2 separate regions of the Homo sapiens genome follow, and region 2 is linked to region 1. The links are chromatin loops, found by intact Hi-C in ENCODE. Cell type or tissue: CD14-positive monocyte. All regions are shown on one strand. Links, peaks and the distances in the headings refer to the core of each region. The heading gives the core; the rest is flanking DNA. Region 1 holds the start of LOC105369955 (a long non-coding RNA gene). Region 2 has its middle 24 kb from the start of CKAP4.

Region 1 (10,028 bases), core at 5,039-9,038:
TTGAAATATACACACAGGATAAAACTGTCTCTCTACCAAAAACCCACTAGTGTTATCAAGCAGACAGAATATGAGTCTGGCCAACTCTGAAGAACTTTCATGTGCCAATTCGTAGGATTACACAAATTATTTTGAGATTTTGCTTGAATATCTGGAAACTGAATATTTTCAAAATAACTGATTTTTAACTGAATTAAACTAAATGGTTCTAAACTATTCTGTGTGTACAGATACAATATGTTGTGCCCACCCAAAGGAGAATAATTTGGCAATTTCTAGTTTGAGCCAAGTAATTAATTCATAATTAATTAATACTAATATAATTTGTAATATTGCTAAAGCCAATGGTCACAAAATGGTGGTATGGGATGGTCATTTTTACAGCAAACGGACACATCTCCGGGGTTTCCAACAGCAAAACTAAACTACTGATTTTGGTGAGCCTGAAGTAAATTATTAACTTACTCTTATCATTGCCCTAGTACATGCCTGAGGAAGTCTCTCTTTTTATCCAGGTAGAGCTTTGTTTCAGCTTACATTCTCCAATCCTCACAACCGGATTCAATTTCATTCCATTTGTATGGAAAGGCTACTTATGCTAAGGATGATATTTATATCTCAGCCTACAAAGATAATGATAATAATAATTGCCATTTTATCATATTCATTTTACAGATGAGAAAACTGAAACAGAAAGGTCACCTCAGCTGTTGCAAAGTAATAAATGGCAAGACTGGAATTCAGAGAAGGGCTGTGTAGCCCCAAGTTCCACTCGTAACCATTACTGCACAGCCCTACCCTCAGAGGACTTGCATTCCTGTTCTTGGATGTGCAGAATGCATCACCTGTAACATCTGCATGCACCCCGAGACATCTGCATCACCCCCAAAGTTAAGTCTGTCCCATCCCCACCTTGCCCCAGCCTGCTCCTCTGTCTTACATTTCAGTCCTCTGAGAGTTGAAGAGCTGGCCCAAGCCCCAATCTGAGCCACTCTGCTTGATCCAAGCCAACTTCCCACCAAGAGCTCAGACTGCTGCTCCCCCAGAACGCAAGTCCTTCTTACCCAATATTAAGGCAGTACAGGGCAGTTAAGAAGAGCTTACAGTTAGACTCACTGCTCTGAGGCTCAGTTTCCTTATTTATAAAGTCAATGTAATATTCTCTCCCTTTAAGGTTGAATGAAATAATCTACATAAAGTGCTCAGTATGGGGCTTGTCTCCTGGGGGCTCCCATCTGCCATGAATATCTCAACATTGTGGTTGGCCAAAAATATTAGACCACCCTCCCTTCATAGCATTAAGGATGCTTAACTCAACTTGTACACTCCTTGGATGCTTTGCACTGCCATGTCCAGTGTCTACCTCTGAAACCAAGCCAGTTTCCCCAGCCCACATCATATTGGCTGAGGGGTCAAAGCCCTTGTTTCTCTCTGGCTGGCTGAGAGCCCAGCATGCCTGCTCCTGTTTCCCCACTTTAGAGTAGTGCTATTAGGTAGAATTTCCTAGGATGATGTAACTGTGCTGTCCAAAGTGGAAGACACTAGCTACAAGTGGCTACTGGGCACTTGAAATGTAGTTAGTACAATTAAGGACTAAAAATTTTAATTATTTTTTATTTAAATCACCACATGTGGCTGTGGCTAGTGACTGTCATATTGGACAGAACAGGTATGCAGTATGGTCAACCAGGTGTGTTCCCTGTCTCTCTGAGTCCTTATATCACCCTATACGGGGTTGCTTAGCCACTCACAGTAAAGTCCTGCCCCACAGGTAACTCACCACATACCCGTTGGCTCCTATAGATGAGCCTGTGATGGCATCTAGTGCATTCGCCTCGGTATTGAGAAATACACCTCCCAGGTAACAACCCCTGTAGGGGTCACTGGAAGGTAAAGAGGAAACAGACGAGCAATCCAGCAGTGGGACTGCAGCAGTCAGAGCTGAGAAGGGGTGTATATAATTACATATCCCAGAGCCAGAGAGGATTAGAAGTGCTACAGAAGTGAATGTCAGGCAATATGATATTCCACAGGTGTGAAAGTAGCGTTTCTACAGAGTTGGCCAACACTCTCTAAATCAAAAATATCTGCTGCCGAATGGGGGGAGAAAGAAAGTGAAGTGAATCATAAACTAGAGTCAAATGGGATAGGAGAGACAGTACAGAGTAGTCAGCCCAGCAGATCATACAAACCTGACTGCCCACACCTTGCTCCAAAGGTTGAGTCCTTTATCAAAGGGACGTGTGATTTAAATTGAAATAATACGTTTAAAAAAAATGATTTTAGGCCCGGCGTGGTGGCTCACGCCTGTAATCCCAACACTTTGGGAGGCTGACGCAGGCAGATCACAAGGTCAGGAGATGGAGACCATCCTGGCTAACACGGTTAAACTCCGTCTCTACCAAAAAATACAAAAAAAATAGCAGGGCGTGGTGGCAGGCACCTGTAGTCCCAGCTACTCGGGAGGCTGAGGCAGGAGGATGGCGTGAACCTGGGAGGCGGAGCTTGCACTGAGCCGAGATCACACCACTGCACTCCAGCCTGAGTGACAGAGCGAGACTCCATCACAAAAAAAAAAAAAGATTTTACAGATGAGGAAGCTGAGGCTTAGGAAGGTTATTTACTCAAGTTCATGCAGTTTATAAGACTTATAACTGTGGGATTCCAGATTTTCATCCTCAGTGATCCAGAATTCACAAGGGAGGTGAGGAGGTCATTTTATTGATCCGAGCATCAAGTGAGAATAAAAATGGATATGGAATCAAGGCCATTTTAGTACCTGCTGGGATGCGTGGGACCCAAGAGCAGAAGGGAAGGATTCAGGAATGAGGATCTTATTTAAGGATCCAGATGATAAGCTGGGTTTTTGATGTGTTGATCTGTAGGTTGCACTGCAATAACTAATTCAAAATGATCAAAAGTCGTTGGAAACGCAGGACTAAAACTATGACGAGAAGTTGGAACTGGAGATAGAAGCATCAATTGAGGAATTGTTGCAAAGCGTACAAAATCTCAAAAGAACAAAGAGAAAGCAGCAATAGCCAAAGAATTGCCAGAGAGGAGACACTGACAGAAAACTGACATTCCCCAGCATGCGCCACTTTTGCTAGGTAGTTGTACCAATCTTTATTTCACCTCATTATCCACACGACAAACGTGTCAGAGAGATATGAGAGCAAACACTTTCCTTTTTCCTTTAAACAAATATTCTCTTTTTCTAGCAACTTCTCACAGGCTGGGGTTGGGGATTCTCTTCTCCAACCTGTGGTGGAAACACATCCAGGGGAGACCACATCCGGGGCAAGGGCAAGTCATGTGACCTAGGCTGAGCCAATAAATGCCTCCCATTTCCCTCGTCACAGTGATTGGTTGAGGGATAGGCACAAGACCCAATCAGCTTCAGCGAGACCCAGTGAGGCTTCCGCTAGGAATGTGTGGACGGAGTCTGGCTGGCTTTCCTTTAGAATTCAAGCCTGAGATGTGTGGGGAATGGAGCAAATGTAACTGTCCTTCTACCATTTGAAACCTGAGATTGGAGTCAAAACTAAGGAATTGCAGCAGAAAGGAAGAAATTGGGTCCTCTGGTGACTATTGAGTCATGAATCAAAATATGCCTAAAGTGAGAACCCACAACCTTTCCACTCACGTGAGCCAGGAAATTCTGTTTGGGATGAGTTTTCTAGTATTTGCAGCAGAAGAATCCCTACCTGATGCAGAAATGACCCACATTTTCCAGCTGAGGCAAATAGAGGCCTCAGGAGATTAGCTAACTTGCCCAAGTTCACACAAATAACTAAGACAAAATTTGAAGCCACTTTGTTTCACCTTGAAAAGCTGGTGAGGAAGACAAACTGGATTTTTAACTGACTGCAATATGACAAACATATGTGAAAAAAGAAAGACACAATAGGAAAATGGAGTGAAAGAAGGGCAGAGAGTGAAGGACAGTGTAATTGAGGTACAAGTTTCAATGACATCTGAAGATTATGAAAATCTGGGGTTTTCCTGGTGCCCCATCTCTCCCAGTGACTCAGTAAGATAGGAAATGAAGGCTAACTCTGATTACCTAGTTGACTATTTTAAACTCCAGCCATTTATAGAGCACTAATTAGAAATCATTTCAAGCAAAACATCTGTTCATTGATTTGCTGAAACATCAATATTGGCTGTCTATGAGAATAATTTGCATTTCATTGCTAAGGAAAAAACATTAGTACCTGGAAACCAAAGAAAGCAAATCTAGACCCACGAAGATCCTCAGTTTTTTTCAGAAGGCAAACCACCATGAATTATTCTAATTATTTGACCTTTTCACTCCAGAATAATCCAAAGCGAGCACCTGCAAAGGGAGTGGGGTGAAGTATCGAGTTCATAGAAGCCCTCAACAGGTATTCTATTTTTGAGGTTCCATATTTTCAAATTTATACCAATTTTGCATTCTTCTTCATAAATACATTTGTTTCCATGTAAAAGCATTTTAGGTATTTATCAACTACTTATTTCAACAAATCTACTAGTGAAATGTATTCTCTGACTGCATGCACCCCATGTGTCTTGCGACTTCTCACACATTAAGAACACCAACACCCCAGGTGTTACAGATTAGAGAAACTGGGATAACAGTGGCACAAAACAATGGGTCTCTGCTTGCTGCTTGCCAGCACCTGTTCTGAGTGTTTTTCATATATTAACTCATTGAGAAAACTGAGTCACAAAAGACTAAGTTGCTTGCCCAAAGTCACAAAAATTGTGAGGGGTAGAGTTAAGATTTGAATGCAATATCTGGCTCCTGACCACGAGGCTATATGCCTCTCAAGTTCCTCAATTTTTGACATAAAACATTACCTGTCATCTGAGGACTATAATAAAGAGTGTGTTAGAACACTCTGCTACACTATGCTATGTTATACTATCTTATACCAGACTATAGCATATTATTCTACACTATACTGCACTATGCTATGCTACACTATATGATACTGTGCCTCACTATATTATGCTACACTGTACTACACTATGCTGTATTATACTATACCACACTATATGATAAGTAGGCACAGACTTTGGGGGTGACTTGTTAGTATCTGTCAAAATTCTACATGCTCACCCCTGAAACCTGGCAACCCCATTTTTAGGATCCATCCTAGTGAAAGACTTGCAGAAATGGACGAGGCACACACAGGCACCCTTGCCACACTGCTTTTTAAAGGGGAAAATTCAAAAAGTCTAAATAGCCTTTGACACTGGAATTCTTTCATTCTAGACATTCCTACAGTGGATTGCCATTGTAGCATTAAAGAACAAGGTCAATGTTTATGTGTGGCATGGAAAACTCTCTAAGGTACAGGATTAAGTGAAAAGGGCAAGTTACAGAAAGATATGTACAGAATGAGGCAGGGATTTAGACATTTAGGTTGAAAACAACATAAACTGTATTTTTGTACATGAAGCAGACTCCATGACAAAGAGCAGTAGGGATTTCAGTGTTTGACGATGGTTAATGGTGGCCCAAGAGACACCTAATTAGGAGACTAGATAGTAGACATTGCAGTTATTCACCAGAAGCAAAAAGAGTGACAGGCACACTGGGGGTGTAAGAAAATGCCCCCCTTTATCCAAGATGCTTAAGAAACTAGAAGAATGTCCTGCAGGATAGCATAGGGGCAAATCAAAAAGGACTTTGAGGGGATGTGGCATGGAATACAGACTGATGATAATCCCTGGCCTGGCCCTTTGCTCTGACTGTTCAAAAGGTTGTCTGCATCCCACAGAGAGATGAATCGCGTGGCTTAAAGTCGCCCAGCTATACCTGTAATCCCAGCACTTTGGGGGGCCAAGGCAGGCAGATCACAAGATCAGGAGTTCGAGACCAGCCTGGGCCAACGTAGCGAAACCCCATCTCTATTAAAAATACAAAAAATTAGTCAGGCGTGGTGGCTCATGCCTGTAATCCCAGCTACTCGGGAGGCTGAGGCAGGAGAATCACTTGAACCCAGGAAGCGGAGGTTGCAGTGAGCGGAGATGGCGCCATTGCACTCCAGCCTGGGCCACAGTGCGAGACTCTGACTTGAAAAAAAAAAAAATCACCCAGCTACATAGGGACTGAGCTGGTATTACATACCAGATGCCTGTAACTCCAAAGCACTCCACTTTCAATTCACTCAGCTCTAAACTGTTGATCTTTAAGTTGCTTTCCAGGTGTTTTCAAAGAGTGTCTTGATCTCTGACACAAATTGTATAAACAAACTAGGGCCCAGGCCACCAGACTCCAGGGGCTCCTAAGACATGTCCAAAGAGAGCAGGTGTGTCATTTTCTATGAGAAGTTTTGGTTTCCATGTTCACCTTAAATTGTGCATAGGATTTTTATTTGAAATTATTGATATTTTTCTCCATTCTGTTTCATTGCAGCCACCCACCAATAAATAATATTTTTAAAAATATTACCTATTCTACATGCTCTCCACATCTCTTCTGGCACATTTTGTCACTTAGTCACTCTGCTGTGCTTTGTACACCTTGTTTCTTTCTGCTCTGAACTTGAAAGGCCCAGAAACAGCATTGGCCCAGAGGCAAATCAGATTGCTGTGGGGATACTGCCCTCTGCAGGCCACTGCTATGCATTTCCCTTTATCCTTAAGGATACAGGCCATCAGTAATAGCTGTTACATTCTGACTTCTTCATGGATTATCTCATTTAGTTTTCACAATATCCCTCCTGAGGTTAAGAACTATTATTATCTCCAGTTTTTGCAGAAGAAACCTGAGTCCCAGAGGGGTTAGGTAACTTGTTCAAGATCACACAGCTAACAAGTAGCAGAAACAGGATTTGAACCTAAGCCATCTCTCTCCAGAATCTATCCTGCCAACCACTATAGCAGACTTCCCAGAGGGAAGGTAACTGCCCATTTTTGAGCAGCTGTATCATGACAGGCATCTTACATACAATACCTCATTTAATCCATCTGTCAGCCAAAGGTAAGTAAATTAACTCAAAAAAACTAATTGACTTACCTGTGAACCCGTGGCTGGTAAGTCAGGTCTTTCTGAGTCCAAAGCATTGGCTTCGTCCACGTGGTTCTCATGCAGGTGCACTGCTCAGCTCTTCTTTTCAGAGAGCATTGGCCAAGGGTGCAATTGACTGACAGCCAGCAGCTGTGTGCCTTTAGAATCACTGTGGCATTTGCACCAAGGCCACCATCTCCCTGAATTCTCCCAGCCATGAGTGAGCATGAGGGAGGATTAGAGCCAGGCCACATCTGCCCAGGATAGGCCTCCTGGATGGAACCTGTGCCTGGAGCCTGCCCCTGGGCCTGAGGAGGCCCTCTCAGAGCCGCACTGTAGTCCTAGCTCTCCTCCCTAAGTCCTCCTGCCTGCCTGCCCCCACTTTGCCGGTAGCAGGTGGCATTGTGGTCTGAGGATCTCCCACCCATTCCTGCTCCCTCCTCCTTTATCTTTCATAGGTAATTTAGCATCCTGGGCACTGATCTTACCCTCATGTTGCTCACATCAAAAGATTAAGATTAGTCATGAACATCAGCAACTGTGTGGCAGATGTCGAGGGAGAAGCCTGGAGTCTGTATTCAGATCGGGACACAGTCCTGCATCTGCCATCTGGTACAAGTTCTTTCTCAGTCACCCAGCCACTGTTTCCACCTCTATAAATGGAGCCCAGTAGAGCACCACAGGCCACATGCTTTGACAGCTAACAAAGCTTTGGGCAGACCTAGGTTCAACTCCTGGCTAGATAAACTCATGAGGGATTTCGCTTCTCCACACTTCAGTTTCTTCATCTGTATAACAGGCACACTAACACACATCTTGTGGTTCTGCTGTGACAATTAAGAGTGGTATATATGTGGCTGGGCACAGTGGCTCATGCCTTTAATCCTAGCACTTTGGGAGGCCAAGGCAGGCAGGCCACCTGAGGTCAGGAGTTACAGACCAGCCTGGTCAACATGGTGAAACCCCATCTCTACTAAAAATACAAAAATTAGCCTGGTGAAGTAGCACATGTCTGTAGTCCCAGCTACTCAGGAGGCTGAGACAGGGAGAATAACTTGAACCTGGGAGGCAGAGGTTACCGTGAGCCAAGATCGGGCCATTGCACTCCAGCCTGGGAAAAATAGTAAGACTCCTTCTCAGAAAAAAAAAAAGAGTGACATATATGTAAAGAATCTTCATAGAAAATATGAAATGCAGGGCAGCTATTTGCCAAATTCTTTTCATAGGAATAAGAAAAGATCATATATGGGGAAGTGCTTTGTAAGGAATACTAGCCAGACAGAGGTTAGTTATTGCTATAATTATAAATGCTGCAAGAAGGAATGGAATTAAGCAGTCTGGAATTCAAAGGAGGGGGAGATTTCACAGCACTAGGGAAAGAGGAGTCGGGCGTTGGAAAGGCAGAGGTGGTGTCCAGATGTGGGGACCAGCAAAGGCAAGAAAGCACAGCGCCTGCCGGCAAATCGCTCTGGGGCTGCATTCCCTCAGGGTCCTACTGGAAGAGCACAAATGCATCTGACGAAGGCACCCAGGGCAGCGTGTTAATGGAAGGAATGTGTGGAGGAGGTAGGAGAAGTGCCTCAGCTATCTCAGGCCTCAGGCAGTTTAACAGGGAGTTTATCATCACAAGGAGACACAAGATGCAGAAGAGCATCCAAGACACTGCAGGATAGCTATGGGAGTTCCAAGGGTACCTGCCCAGGAGATGGGGGCATGAAGAGCAGATTCCCTTAGACCGCAAGGAGAAATGAACATAGCCCAGGCAGAGGACAGCCACAGGCAGGGAGGCAGCAGCTCTTCATATTTGGATCCCACTTTTCCACAAGTGTTCACAGACATCTGCCTGGCTACCATGACACTGAGGCGGGACTAGAAAGATGGCCGCCCCTTCAGCAAGCTCATCCCACGCCCCTTCCCACTCCATCTGGGTGGGGCTGATGTTGCCCATGCAGCTGGGATGGAATTTAAGATTCATGACACTGGCATTCCTATGTGGAGGCTCTGGGGCAGGGCAGGGCCATGCTGAGCCCACATCCAGCATTTTTCACACGTCCCTACCCTGGTCTCCACATTCCTGACTGCACACACATACTTGTGCACGTGACCACTTCACCACCTTTTTAGTGAGCACAGCTGACTCTTTCCACTGTTGGGAGGTATTCATGTGTGGGGTAAATTGAATAAATGACAAGTATCACTATTTCCAGTGGCTCAGTTAAGTTCCATTACCTTATGAGTGAACACAAGGCTCTCAATTCCCTGGTTCTTAAGAATGACCCAGTACAAAGTAACTGGTTGAAAACCCCCTCATTTATTAGCTGTGTGCCAGGGTCACGATGCTTAGCACAGTGAAACTAATGATGTCTGCCTCACAACGCTGATGTGAGAATTAAATGTAGGTAATGTAGGTAAGCTTCAACCACCCTTAGCACCACCAAGTCTTGAGGAAATGCTGCTGAAATTCACAAAATGTTTGGGGTGTGTGGATTTCTTGGGAATGGCAGCCAGAGACTGCGCTGTCTTTAACATCCTAGAGGCAACAAGCAGTATAACAGAAACAGTAAAAAGATACATTTTGTAGATGTGATTAGCCTCTGCAATAGCAGACACACACCAAGGGCCATTGAGTCTAAGGAGACAAGAGACTGGCAGTGACGTCAGAAAAATGCAGAGAGCCTGGTAACATGGAAGGTCACCTACTTGCTGCCCCTCTACCTTTACCCACCCCTGCCTAGAAAAGGGGTGGTACTAAAGATGCCACTGGGACAGTACTCAGCTGGGGAGACACTGAGTGCTACTTGATCTGGCAGGGGAACTTTAATGGAAGAAATTCTTCCCAGGACTTTGGAAGGACTGTGTTCTGATAGCCAGTTTACTAAGGAAGGATGTGAGACCCAGAGCAAGGCAAGGGTGTATTCTGGGCTATTTGACAAGTGGACAAGTTCCTGGTCATGGATTGGACCCTTCTCATGTCTAGCTTTCTATGTGTCCAAGGGGTAAAGGTCAAATTTGATGGTCAACTTGG
Region 2 (12,870 bases), core at 3,719-7,718, 800 kb before region 1:
GCAGCTGTTTGAGAACATACTGACTTCTGAACTGGACACTGCATTTGTCCTGATGGTCAGTAACTCAGAGAGAAAAAGAGAGGGTGAGGTGTAGTGGACGTTTTCTTCGTCATACCCCTCTGACTGGGTTCACAGAGGGAGGACCTAAAACCTCAGAGGCAGAGGGTTGAATTGCCCTTCCCCGTCTTCAGGATGTGTTTGGTCAAGGGATTGATTCCACCTACTGTCATTTATTATAAACTGGGTGCTGAGCTGCATTTGCTCAGCGGAGATGAGATGAAAGATGAAGTCTTCCTCTTTGAGAGGCTCCCAGCCAAACAGGGGACACAGACATGTAAATGGCACCATAATCACATGCAGGGTGACCTGTGCAGCGGTCAAGGGACCACATGAGGACTGCTGGGTCCTGGACATGTGTTGTTGCCTGCCCAGCATCCAGTCCTCCTTCATTTGGTGACCACTTCTCTGTTTTCTGTTAGGGAATCACCCCTTCCCCACTCTCAGTCCATTTGGCTTTGATGAGACTGACTGGGCTGAGTGCATGACCCAGGTTTGGCCAATCAGAAATCTGGTTTGACTTGTGCAGGAGGAATACAGGTCGCCATCCAGTCCATTGACTACTGCTGGAACTTTCTGGAAAGGGATGCTTTCTGCCCACCGGGACTGCCAAGCTGGATAAATGCCCAGGGCTGCTAAAGGCCACCACATGTGCAGAGTCCACTGAGAATGAGGCCAGCATAGAAGAAAACAGAACCAAGAGTCGGCAAAACACAGGTTCCTGAGGACATAGTTTGAACACCCAGGTCACTTGTGCTAGAGGCCATGTGTGTCTCCACAGAGCCCCTGAACACCACTGTGTCCCCTTTCCTGCGCACAAGGCGACATGCAGCCGTGGAGAGAATGGGCACAGCAGCGCCGCTTACGAAGAAAGAAAAGTGGAAACACCGAGAAAGTAGCTACAAGATCAGTAAATCCACTATCACTTGTTCATACAATAGACCTCAAAACGACAACAAAAAGGAAGAAATCCTAATCTCATATATCGTGGGGATGAATCTCACAACTAAAATGCTGAGTGAAAAAATAAGCTGCAGACAAAATACACAGTGTGACACTTCAGAAATTCCTTAATTCTTAAAACTAAGACATTTTACCGTGTAAAATAATACTATACATTGTAGTGAAAGTACCAAGAAATGACTAGGAGACCGAATATCCAAATTCAGATCATTTGATTTCTTAGGCTGAGTGGAGGCTACCTAAGTATTCATGATATCACTCATAATACATTTTTTCTCCTTTCAATATTTTATTATGAAAATTCAAACAGCAAAGTTGAAAGAATTGTCCAGCGGACACTCATATATCTACTACTTAGATACTATAATGAACACTTTGCTATGTTTGTGTATCACATATATATCCATCTCCCCATTTTTACAATTTTTTTGAACAGTGTCTTGCTCTGTTCAGAAAAATAAAAAAATATGGGGAGATGGTATATATATATGTGATATATATACGTCCAGGCTGCAGTGCGGTGGCCGATCTTGGCTCACTGTAGCCTCTACCTCCCCAGCTCAAGTGATTCTCCCACCGCAGCCTCCCAAGTAGTAGCCGGGACTAACAGGCGTGCACCACCACACCCGGCTAATTTTTGTGTTTTTGTAGAGACAAGTTCTTGCCTTGTTGCTCACTCTGTTCTTGAATTCCTGGACTTAAGTGATCACCTGCCTTGGCCTCCCAAAGTGCTGGGATTACAGGTGTCAGCCACCATGCCTGGCCTCCCCATATTCCTGATATCTTTTCATAGGTCAGAAATATTTTGTAATTAAACTTTTTTTTTTTAAAGGGGAAGAAACACATAGAGAAAAGCTTATACTTTTAATAGTTAAACTAGTACAGGTCAGAAAACAAATGACGCCTACATATATTACGTGAAGTGCTGCATTTACGCATGATTACTTTTCATAGTAATGATAGCTAAGTAGCCATGTGACAGGCCTTAGAAAGCTAAGGCTGAGAGAAGGCTCTAATCTAATTCTGTTGTTTTACAGATGGGGAGGCTGAGTCTCAGAGAAGTTGTTCACCCAAGCTCATACACTAACTGGCTAAGAAGACAGGGCCTAATTTCTTCTCTTATCCCCCACAATTTGTTTTGGCTCCAGGCCTAAGCACAGATGCAAAATGCTCAGAAGTAAGCGAAGAATCAGGGCAGTTGAGTTGCTGCAGGCAGCAAAACCCACTCTTGGCAGGAAGGGGTGTGGCAGCCTGGCCTTGCTGTGCAAGCCCCCGCGTGTGGCAGCGAACACTCAGGAGCAATACCTGTTGGGTAATGGGGCTGTGGGGAAATCCCGGCCTGTGTTCAAATAGCTGGTGATGTTGTGTTGAAAGAGGCATTACCAACTGGGTGTGGCTGCTGGTGTGAGGACACATCCTGTCCCACAGAGTCCTTCATGGAAACTCAGAAGGCTAGGTCTTTTTGTTTTCTTCCATTCACGGGTATGATCTTGGTTTGCACTCCAGGACGGAGTTCTCACATGGTGTGACAAGAACAGCAGGGATGGGGGAAGTCACCTGGAATCAGGACTCTGGTCCGAATGCTGGCCTGCCGGGCTGTGCTGCCTAGGATAATTCACTTTCCTTCTCTGGGCCTCCATCTGTTTTCCCATCTGAAAAGTGAGGGGAGATAAAGTAATCTTCATGTTCTCTTCCAGATCCAACTTTCCTTGACTTTAACCATTGCACAAGAGTCTTTTGGAGCCTCGGGTGGGCAGGAGGAGGCCTAAGGGAAAAAGGACTAGACAGTGAGCAGATCTCTAGGGGCCAGGGTGGCTTCTGTCTTAACCAAGGGTCTGTTTGTAGCTCCCATGGGGGCCGGCACACACTGGGTCACAATTAATGTTTTCTCATTTATTGGGGTGAAATGGGGAATGTTGGCCGGGCCGGGCTGACATCTTGGATAACCTCATGTGAAGACTATTCACTTTCAGAAGATGCCGGGATGCACCAGTAAAAAATCCAGAGCGGCTCAAGCCCCTGAACTTTCAGCTGGGGAATAGCCCCAAATCAGCTGACTGTGGCAGTAGGAACCCAGAGAACATAATTGAAGTGAGAATTTATTGCCATCTAGTGTCAGAGTCAGGGATCACAGGAATGATTTCTTCATTTTTCGCTCTTGTTCCAGAAAGGGGATAAAATCCAATTGTACCATTAAAAATACCAGAGAAATCCACTATTTAAAAGACCTATGTGTGTATTTCTCTGTGACATGAATGCTTTTGTAATGTGTATACTATCCTACTAATTAGCCCCTTTTGAAAACTTAGGTAATAAAGGGTTTTGTTTAATATGAATCTTTTGTTAGTAGAAGTTTAGATACCGAAAGACCTTTATCGTTCCTATGTCAAGCTAGTTAAGAAGTGCGCAGTGGCTCACGCCTGTAATCCTAGCACTTTGGGAGGTCAAGGTGGGCGGATCACGAGGTCCGGAGATCGAGACCATCCTGGCTAACACGGTGAAACCCCATCTCTACTAAAAACACAAAAAATTAGCTGGGCGTGGTGGCACGTGCCTGTCATCCCAGCTACTCGGGAGGCTGAGGCAGGAGAATCGCTTGAACCTGGGAGGCGGAGGTTGCTGTGAGCTGAGATCACAGCACTGCACTCCGGCCTGGGCAACAGAGTGAGACTCTGTTTCAAAAAGGACAAAAAAAAAAAAAAGTGCAAGTGGCGCCCTTTAAATAAGGCAAGTCAAATGTTGGATGCTTAGTCCTTCACTTAAGTAATAGTCACCCATAATTGTGTTTTGTGTTTGATGTCATGCTTTAGGTGGAACACATTTATCATCTCGCTTACCCTGACGATTATCCCAGGGAGTAAAAGTGGTTGTCTCTGATTTACTGATCAGACACTAAGAAATGGTCATTAATTTGCTCTGGGAGCACGCAGTCTGTGGTAGCAGCAGGACTCGGACTCTGTTTGTCTCTAATAAGGCCTGCTTTTTGTCTGTTAAACCATACTCCCTTTCCCATAGTAATAAAATCAGCTTCCCATAATGTCCCAGGATACAACTATGTACTTGTACTGTGTGTATAGTACTGGTGGTTAAGACACTGGGTTCTGGCCAGGTGCAGTGGCTTGTGCCTGTAATCCCAGCACTTTGGGAGGACAAGGCAGGCAGATTGCTTGAGCCCAGGAGTTCGAGACCAGCCTGGGCAACATGGCGGAAAACCCCATGTCTACAAAAAATATAAAAATTAGCCGGGTGTGGTGATGCATGTCTGTAGACCCAGCTATTCAGGAGGCTGAGGTGGGAGGATTGCTTGAGCCTGGGAAGTCAAGGCTGCAGTGACCCATGACGGCAGCACTGCCCTCTAGCCCAAGTGAGACCCTGTCTCAAAAAAAAAAAAAAAAAAAAAGATAAGAAATTGGATAAGTTGAGTTTTTGAGCCTTACTATTTGAGTTCCCAGCCATGGCATATTCTATCTGTCTGACATCGGGACAGTTACTTAAGTGCTCCGTGCCTCAGTCTCCCCACCTATAAATGCAAATGATGCTAATGATAGTGCCTACTTCATAGGGTTGTTGTGAGGCTTACTCCATCTGAGGTGCTTAGAACAGTGGCCATGACAGTGAAGTGCTCAATAAATAGTACTTAGAAATTGACTAAATGCAGGGAATTTGAAATGCCAGGCTTGTGAAATGAGCCCTTCTATTGTTGGCCTGCAAAATGTGAGTTTAGAATTTTTTTTTTGACAGGGTCTTACTCCATTGCCCAGGCTGGAGTGCAGTGGCATGATCATAGCTCACTTGCAGCCTTGACCCTCCGGGCTCAAGCGATCCTCCCGCTTAATCCTCTCTTGTAGCTGGAACCACAGGTGCACACCGCTACACCTGGCTCGTGTTTTGATCTTTTCATAGAGACAGGGGTCTCACTATGTTGCCTAGGCTGGTATCAAACTCCTCAGATCAAGTAATCCTTGCACCTCGGCCTGCTGAAGTGTTGGGATTACAGGCATGAGCCACTGTGCCCCGTTGAGTTTGGAATTTTGATTATGAGTGCCTTCAGGTGGGCCTGTGTTTGATTGTGAGTGCCTTCAAGTGGGCCTGTGTTTGATTGTGAGTGCCTTCAGGTGGGCCTGTGTTTGATTGTGAGTGCCTTCAGGTGGGCCTGTGTTTGATTGTGAGTGCCTTCAGGTGGGCCTGTGTTTGATTGTGAGTGCCTTCAGGTGGGCCTGTGTTTGATTGTGAGGTCTTCAGGTGGGCCTGTGGCCTCTAGATTCTCACATTTCCCACCACTCACTTGTGTCTGCTTCTCCATTCATTTAGGCCTCCTGTCTGGCTCCTGGAAGCATTTGGTGTTTTGATCCTTGCAGTGAGTGAGATGAATTACATGGACATTGTCAACCTGATGGAAACTTTGGGCTCTTTGTCGACCTCTTTTAAGGGCTGTGACTTCATGGCTTTGTACATCAAAGAAGATCTTTGGGTTTTCTTGTGCAATTTGGCTTCTCCTGCCGAGAACAGAGGCTCTTCTAGCCAAGAACTAAAGCCCACCATGGCAGTCCCTCCCCAGATTCTTCTGCAGATGGCTACTTTCCTCCTAGCCTTCACGGGAAGGAACCGGGGCTTGCTGAGGTAAGGAGGGGCACAGGAGAGAGGGAGTAAAATCTGCAGAGAGGCAGCCCACACACTCAACCCCTAGAGCCCCTCTGCAGAGAAAGTCTATGCTGAGGAGATGTCAGAGCCACAGGACAGTCCTGAAAATCAGGTGCCACTCAGAGGCAATTGCCATCCACTACCAGAAGAGGGCACTGTAGTGCAGCGGCCCGGGAGGGAGCAGCTGCAGCCGATGAAGGTTCTAGGCCAGACTGCATGGAAGTAGCTGGGACCTGCCGTTAAGAAGCTTGGCCCAATTTTTCCTGATGGCCCCTTCTAGCTCTGACATTCTGCAATCCCATCAGGAGAGAACTGGAATGAATCAGCCAAGAATTCCAAGTGGGTTATAGAAGGAAGAAACCAGAAGCAAGGGCTGGGGGAGGAGGTGGGTGTGGCTGGAAAGTTTCTTTTGTTGGGGGCTAAAATCTGTCTAAGTGAATCCAGCAGGAGGAAAAAAAAGCCTTAAAACAGCTCCCCTGGGGTCACATGCTCAGGTTGGGCAGCCTGTCAAACCACCCCAAGTCGACTGGAATCCAACATGACATTATAGCTCACTCCTGCCCTTGTTGGAGGAGTGCTTAATCCCAAAGAAACAATTAAAGTTACAGATAGCACACACTGGTGGTTTGCCCATCTCTGCATTTTGTAAAAGCAGAGCCTATTTTCTTTCTTGATGGAACTGCCTTCCAGAAATGGCTTGCTGCAGAGTCTGTGGTGGCCTTGGGTGCTCCTTGGCAGAGATGAAAAGTGAAGTCAGCAGGCGAACCCTTTCTGGCTTGGCTCAGGCGGCCACCGAACATGCCTTGTTATGCTTCAGAAACCCCATTGGCAGTCCCCTCACCTCCCAGCCTCTGACTCTGGGCAGAGTCTCTTTCCATTGGAGTCATTTCAGTGGGTGCTCTGGAAGACTAAGGGCTTGTCATTAAGAGACAAATGGGTATTTTCGATGGTTCTGGGTATTTGTTTCTCCACTGGCCTCTGATCCTGCCAGAATCACCTAGCACCACAAAGCCAGCACCAGAAGTGTGAGCGCTGGATAGGGTGGGTGAGACTTGTTCAGGGCCCTCCTACCTCACTTCCCATTTTCCAGACTATTCCTGCATCCGTGGCTGTGGCCCTCTTACCCGCTGTCCTGGTATTACCCTTGGACTTGTTTCTGGAGCTGGTGGGGGCAGGATAGCCTCGTGGCTAGAAACTTAGGCTCTGCAGCTAGACCACCTGGGTGTGTGACTTGGGGCAAAGCACTTAAACTTATTGCCTCAGTTCCTCACCTGGAAAATGAGGTGATTATAATAGTACCTACCTCATAGAGTATTCGTGAGAAGTAAATCTATAAAGTGCTTACAGCATTATTATCAGGTACCTAACAAAGATTTGTTGAATATATACATGCATGTCTATATTACACAGATTGATGTATCCTGATAAAAAAAAATCTCAGAAGAAAATACATAAAAAAAAAATCTCTTGCTTTCTGTTTCTGGCCAGGTAGAGTAACAGGGACTGGATTTATCAACCTGTCTGAAACAACTAAATCATAAGCACATAATAAGTGCTCATTAAATGTTTACCATTATTATTTTCATGCTTTAACTCATCCCTCACAAGTGTGTGAAGCAGGTTGTATTATTAGTTCCATTTACAGCTGAGGAAATTGAGTTTCATATGGCTTATGTGACTTGACCAGGTCACTTAGTAAGAGGCAGAGTCAAGATGCAGACATTCCAGAGGCTATGTACTTTTTATTTTTGAGACAGAGTCTCACTCTGTCACCCAGGCTGGAGTGCAGTAGTGCGATCTTGGCTCACGGCAACCTCTGCCTCCTGGGTTCAAGTGATTCTCCTGCCTCAGCCTCCCGAGTAGGTGGAATTACAGGCATGTGCCACCACGCCCAGCTAATTTTTGTATTTTTAGTAGAGATGGGGTTTCACCATGTTGGGCAGGCTGGTCTTAAACTCCTGACTTCAGGTGATCCGCCTGCCTCAGCCTCCCAAAGTGCTGGGATTACAGGCGAGAGCCACCGTGCCTGGCCCAGAGACTGTGCTCTGAACCACTGTGCTATCATGCCCAAGCATGTAGCTAAGGGTTCAGTGATATTTGTTGAATGAATGGCCCCAACCACCCAGAAGGAGATACTCTCGATCCTCTTCCTCCTCTCCTGTCTCTTCAACCTCTCCTTTCCTGGCTTTATCCAGTCCAGTCTTAAACATGTTTGCCTCTCTCCTATTCATGAAAACAAAAAAGCAAAAAAACAAAAAAAACAACAAAAAAAGAAAAGCTCCAGTGCCATCTCACCCCTTACCTTCCCTCCACAGACAAACCTTCCAAGGAGTCACCTGTCCTTGTCTGCTTGTCTTCACTCTTCAATCCCCTGTATCATGAACTCTGCTCTTTGTCATCAAGATGGTTCTTGCTGAAGTCACCGATAGTTTTCAAGATCTGAGTTCTTCCTGTTCCCATCTCCCTTAGCCTCTCATCCGTGTTCACTGCAGGTGCCCACTCCCTCCCTTGGTGTGCATGCAACTTCATGCTCCTGGTTTTCTTCTTACTTTCTTGACCACTTCCTCTTGCTAGCTGTGCAGGCTTCTCTTCCTCCACCAGACCTAAGGGCTTGGATGTGAGCTGTTCTCTCTCCTTGCTCTATGTTTTCCTCCTGGGTGATGCCATCTGTGCCTACATTATGCAGGCCACCTACACAGGCTGAGGACCCTAAAGTTTTATCTCTAGTCCAGACCTTTCTTCTGAGTTCCAGCTCAGCACTGGTCAAATGCTTACTTGTCATTTCTACCCGGATGTTCCAAGATCCTTCAGCAGATCTCTGTCATTAAACCGCCCCCATCTATTTGGGGGAAAGGGCTCAGATATCCTCTCTTCTAGTTCTCAGCCAATTACGTGCTCTCAGACTAGAACTTCTAGTCTTTGTGGGGCAGAGATGATCAGAGGTTATTTATACTGAAACTGAAGACATTGAGGGTCCAGGGTTGAGGTGGCAAATGTCCTGGTGTGGTGATGCCACTAGTAGCATCCACAACAGACTGTTTTCACCTGAACTTTGCCTACCTCCTGCCTGAATAATTTAAGCACCTGAATCTCTGGCCTTTCTGATGACCACTTCCTCTTGGGAGCTGTGCAGGCTTCTTTTCCTCCACCAGTCCTAAGGGCTTGGTCGTGAGCCACTGGATATCCTTCCAAGGCTTGCTTAAAGATCTTTCAGTGGACTCTCCATCATTAAAACACCCTTTCTATTTTAGGGAGGGGGCACAGATGTTATCTCTTCTAGTTCTTAGCCAATTACATACTCTCAGACTAGAGCTCTGAATCTTTGTGGCACATAGGTGCACATGTACCCTAAAACTAGGTTTTCTATGTAGAAAGATAATAAAACTATACTTGAGTCTCCAAAAAAAAAAGAATTATTTACACTGAAACTGAAGAAACTGAGCATTCAGGGTTGAGGTGGCAAATGTTCAGGAGTGTTTTGTGTTGATTGCAACAAAAACCCATGAGTGGTACAAACTTATTACATTCACTGTGCTCCAAATGAGCTCATTGACCACTCCTCTGAAACCTCCTCCTTCTCCATTGAACCATATCGGAGTAAATGGCTTTTCCATCTATCTAATTTCTCATGTCAGAAGCATGAGTCCTTGTGCCTCCCTCTCCCTTAGTGTCCACAGCTGGTCATCGTATTGATGCATCTCTATAAATATCTCCCGGGAACTTTTCCTGATTTCCACTGCCATGACTCTTGTCCAAACCATCATTCTGTCTTTCCCAGACTCTCGTAATTGCCTCTTAACCAGTGTCTGTGCTTCTCCCAGTCCACCCGTCACACAGAAGCCGGAGTGATGTTTCAACAGGACAAATTTACTTACGGTCATTTGCCACTTAATGACATTTCAGTCTGTGATGAACTGCATATACGATGTTGATCCTGCAGGATTATAATACCATATTTTTACTGTCCCTTTTCTATGTTTACATATGTTGATACAGAAATACTTCCCATTCTGTTACAATTGCCTACAGTATTCAGGACAGTCCCATGCTGTATAGGTTGCAGTCTAGGAGCAATGGGCCATAACATATAGCCTGGGTGTGTAGTAGGCTATGCTGTCTAGGTTTGTGTATGAACTCTGTGATATTCTCACAATGACAAAATCACCTAACCACACATCACATTTCTCAGGATTTGTCTCCATTGTTAAGTGATACACGACTGTGTATCATTCCTTTGTTTACAGTCTGGCTTGTGTTGCTCTGACGGTAAAGTTAAAAATCACATTGCAGTCCCTCAGTTTTCACTAGAAGCACTTTCAGTTCCCCACCAATGCAAAACTGCTTACCACCTTGGCATCTTGGCACAACCTAGTCCCTCTGCCTAGAATGCCCTTCCTATTACCCACCTTCACTTGGCTAACACCAGGTCATCTTTTTGATCTCAGCTGAAATGCTGCATGTGAATAAGGCTTCCTTGCCTCTCCAGGCTAAGTCAGGTTTTTCTAATACGTGGCCTGCTGGCATTCTGGATTTCTCTATCTCAGCTCTCATCAAAATTGCAATTAATTATTACTATATTTCCTTGACTTTCTGATATGTGTATATGTTTCTAAACACCTAACATCTCTGAAGTTGGGATGCATCTTATAATTGAAGGCATCTCAGAAGTATCATTGGTAGTGTTTTTTTTAGTGGCATATAAACTAATGGTGCAATTTATGAGCAATGGCATCTTAGATTTGATGAACTGTGGTAATTATATAGTTACGTGTTTGCCTAGTTCATCTACTAGGCTGTAAGTTGTGTCTGTCTTGATGAGAGCTCTATCCCCAGCACTACTATAGTGCCTTGCACATAGCAAGCACCCAGTAAAGATTTGTGTGTGTATATATACATATATATACATTATATATATGTAACACAGACGAGTGTATGCCAGAAAATTCCCTAAGAAAATAAATGAAAAACTCATATTTTGACTTCTACTTCTGGCCAAGGTGGAATAACAGCAGGGGATTTACCCACTCTTCTGAAAAAAGTAAGAAATTGGATCAAATATATGAAACAATGATTCTCAAGATACTGATCACTAGGCAATGAAGGACAGCGATCTTTGAGAGAAGAGAAGCAAATGAAATGAGTGCTATAGCTGCCCTAGCTTGTTGCCTGGAGAGGAATATGTTGCCCAACTGAGGAGAGTTGGGCAACCCAGGCTGTGGTGCAGGGAGGGAGATCCCAGGTGGATTCTGGCAGTCTCCCTGAGTTGAAGAGGCAAAGCCAGGAGCCTGGTGAGGCCAACATGGCTAGAGGTTACAGGACAGAGAACTGCAGAGGAGATAGAACTCTGAGATCTGCAGATGGTCTCCCTCCAATCTTCAATAGAGTACCCATCAGCACATGTGTTTTAGAAAACTATCCAAGGCTGGAGAAAGAATGACTTAAAAGGATGAGAGTCTGGGCGCAGTGGCTCACGCCTGTAATCCCAGCACTTTGGGAGGCTGAGGTGGGCAGATCACTTGAAGTGAGGAGTTCAAGACCAGCCTGGCCAACATGGTGAGACCCTGTCTCTACTAAAAATACAAAAATTAGCCAGGCATGATGGCATGCACCTGTAATCCCAGCTACTCGAGAGGCTGAGGCAAGAGAATCACCTGAATGCGGGAGGCAGAGGTTGCAGTGAGCCAAGATCGCACTGCTGCACTCCAGCCTGGGTGATAGAGTGAAACTCTATCTCAAAAACAAACAAACAAACAAACAAAGAACGAAAGGCCATAATTCTCAGAGCTCACATAGGGTTAGGATTCTGTTCCCACCAGTAAAAGTGAAAACCTCAAAACCTCATACTTCACAGTACATTAGGCAGAGGACTCAGATGTAGGGAAAATTAGCCTCAAACAAAACTGCTCTGGTCCTGCTCAATAAAGTTTAACAGCAAGACTTGAAAACATCATACTGTCTCCGGGTAACTTCACACTGTCCAAGAACAAAGTTCGAGAATATTTATAATAATACAAAAACTGTACAAAATTTTACCCAAAAAGGTAAATTTCACAATGTTAGGCTGATGCAAAACATCAGCAAAATGCAACCCATAATGAAGAGAAAATTCAATCAATTAGAACTGACCTAGGAGTGACACAGATGTTAAGAGCTATAGGCAAGGATGTTAAAATAATTATTATAAATGTATTCCATGTGTTCTAGAAGCTAGAGGAAATATTGAACATGGTAAGTAGAGATATGGAAGTTATAAAAATGACCCAAGTCAAACTTCTAGAGGTGAAAACAATGATGTTCAAGATGGTACTAATGGCAGGTTAAACATTTGAGAAAAAAGATTAATAAACTTGAAGACATAACAGTGGAAATTACTGGAAATGAAACATTGAAAAAAACCCAGAACGAACAGCATTAGTGAGCTGTGGCAAAACTGCAAGTAGCCAAATATACATGTAATTGGAATCTCTGAAGCAGAGGGGAGAGCAGGAAAATATTTGAAGAAATAATGGCAGACATTTTTCAAATGTGATGAAAGATATAAACCCACAGATCCAAGATGCTTGCTAATCCCAAGAAACATGAAGAAAATTACACTAAGATACATCATGATTCAATTGCTTAAAACAGGTCACAAGTAGAGAATATTAAAAGCAACCAGAGGGAGAAAAACACATTTTCTACCAAAGAGAAGACGGCAGATATCTTGTTGGAAATGATGTAAGGTAGAAGAAAATTGGGCAATATATCTAAAATATTGACAGAAAAACCGTCAACTCATTTCAAAAATGAAGGCAAAATAAAGCTGAAAGAATTTATTAATATCACCAGCCAATTTGTACTAAGAAATATTAGGCTGGGTGTACTGGCTCACACACTTGTAATCCCGGTGTTTTGGGATGCAAAGGCAGGAGGATGGCTTGAGCCCAGGAGTTCAAGACCAGCCTCAGCAAGATGGCGAAACCCCATCTCTAAAAACAAAACAAAACAAAACAAAAAAACAAAAATTACTCAGGCATGGTGGCATGCACCTGTGGTCTCAGCTACTTGGGAGGCTGAGGTGGGAGGATCTTGAGCCCAGGAGGTAGAGGCTGTAGTGAGCCATGATCACAGCACTGTACTCCAGCCTGGGCAATAGAGTGAGACCCTGCTTCAAAAAAAAAAAAAAAAGAAAGAAAAAGAAAAAGAAATATTAAAGGAAGTCTTCCAGAC

What was found. A loop is a pair of places that touch in the nucleus more often than their neighbours do. Peaks named below come from ENCODE experiments on the same cell type or tissue, not always from the same donor. Only the 100,000 strongest peaks of a DNase experiment are listed, where the experiment ranks them.
Region 2: a loop joins it to region 1, with 5 times the contacts of the local background. A loop is called at or near these places in 88 of 110 quality-filtered maps.

The regions. Positions count from the first base shown.
Region 1 is chr12:105,417,411-105,427,438 of GRCh38, reverse strand. LOC105369956 (a long non-coding RNA gene) reads left to right here. Exons shown (of 3, transcript XR_945297.3): 3 at 676-1,114. LOC105369955 (a long non-coding RNA gene) reads right to left here and starts at 817. Exons shown (of 3, transcript XR_945295.3): 1 at 466-817. In CD14-positive monocyte, for the core only: CTCF peaks have their summits at 6,392 and 6,609 (motif pointing left); a DNase peak (open chromatin) is centred at 6,598.
Region 2 is chr12:106,217,241-106,230,110 of GRCh38, reverse strand. No RefSeq gene overlaps it. Among named protein-coding and RNA genes, the nearest start is that of CKAP4, 24 kb to the left of the region's middle. RefSeq lists a silencer at 5,725-5,834 and an enhancer at 5,885-5,934. In CD14-positive monocyte, for the core only: CTCF peaks have their summits at 5,600 and 5,799 (motif pointing right); a DNase peak (open chromatin) is centred at 5,820; H3K27me3 peaks cover 611 bases.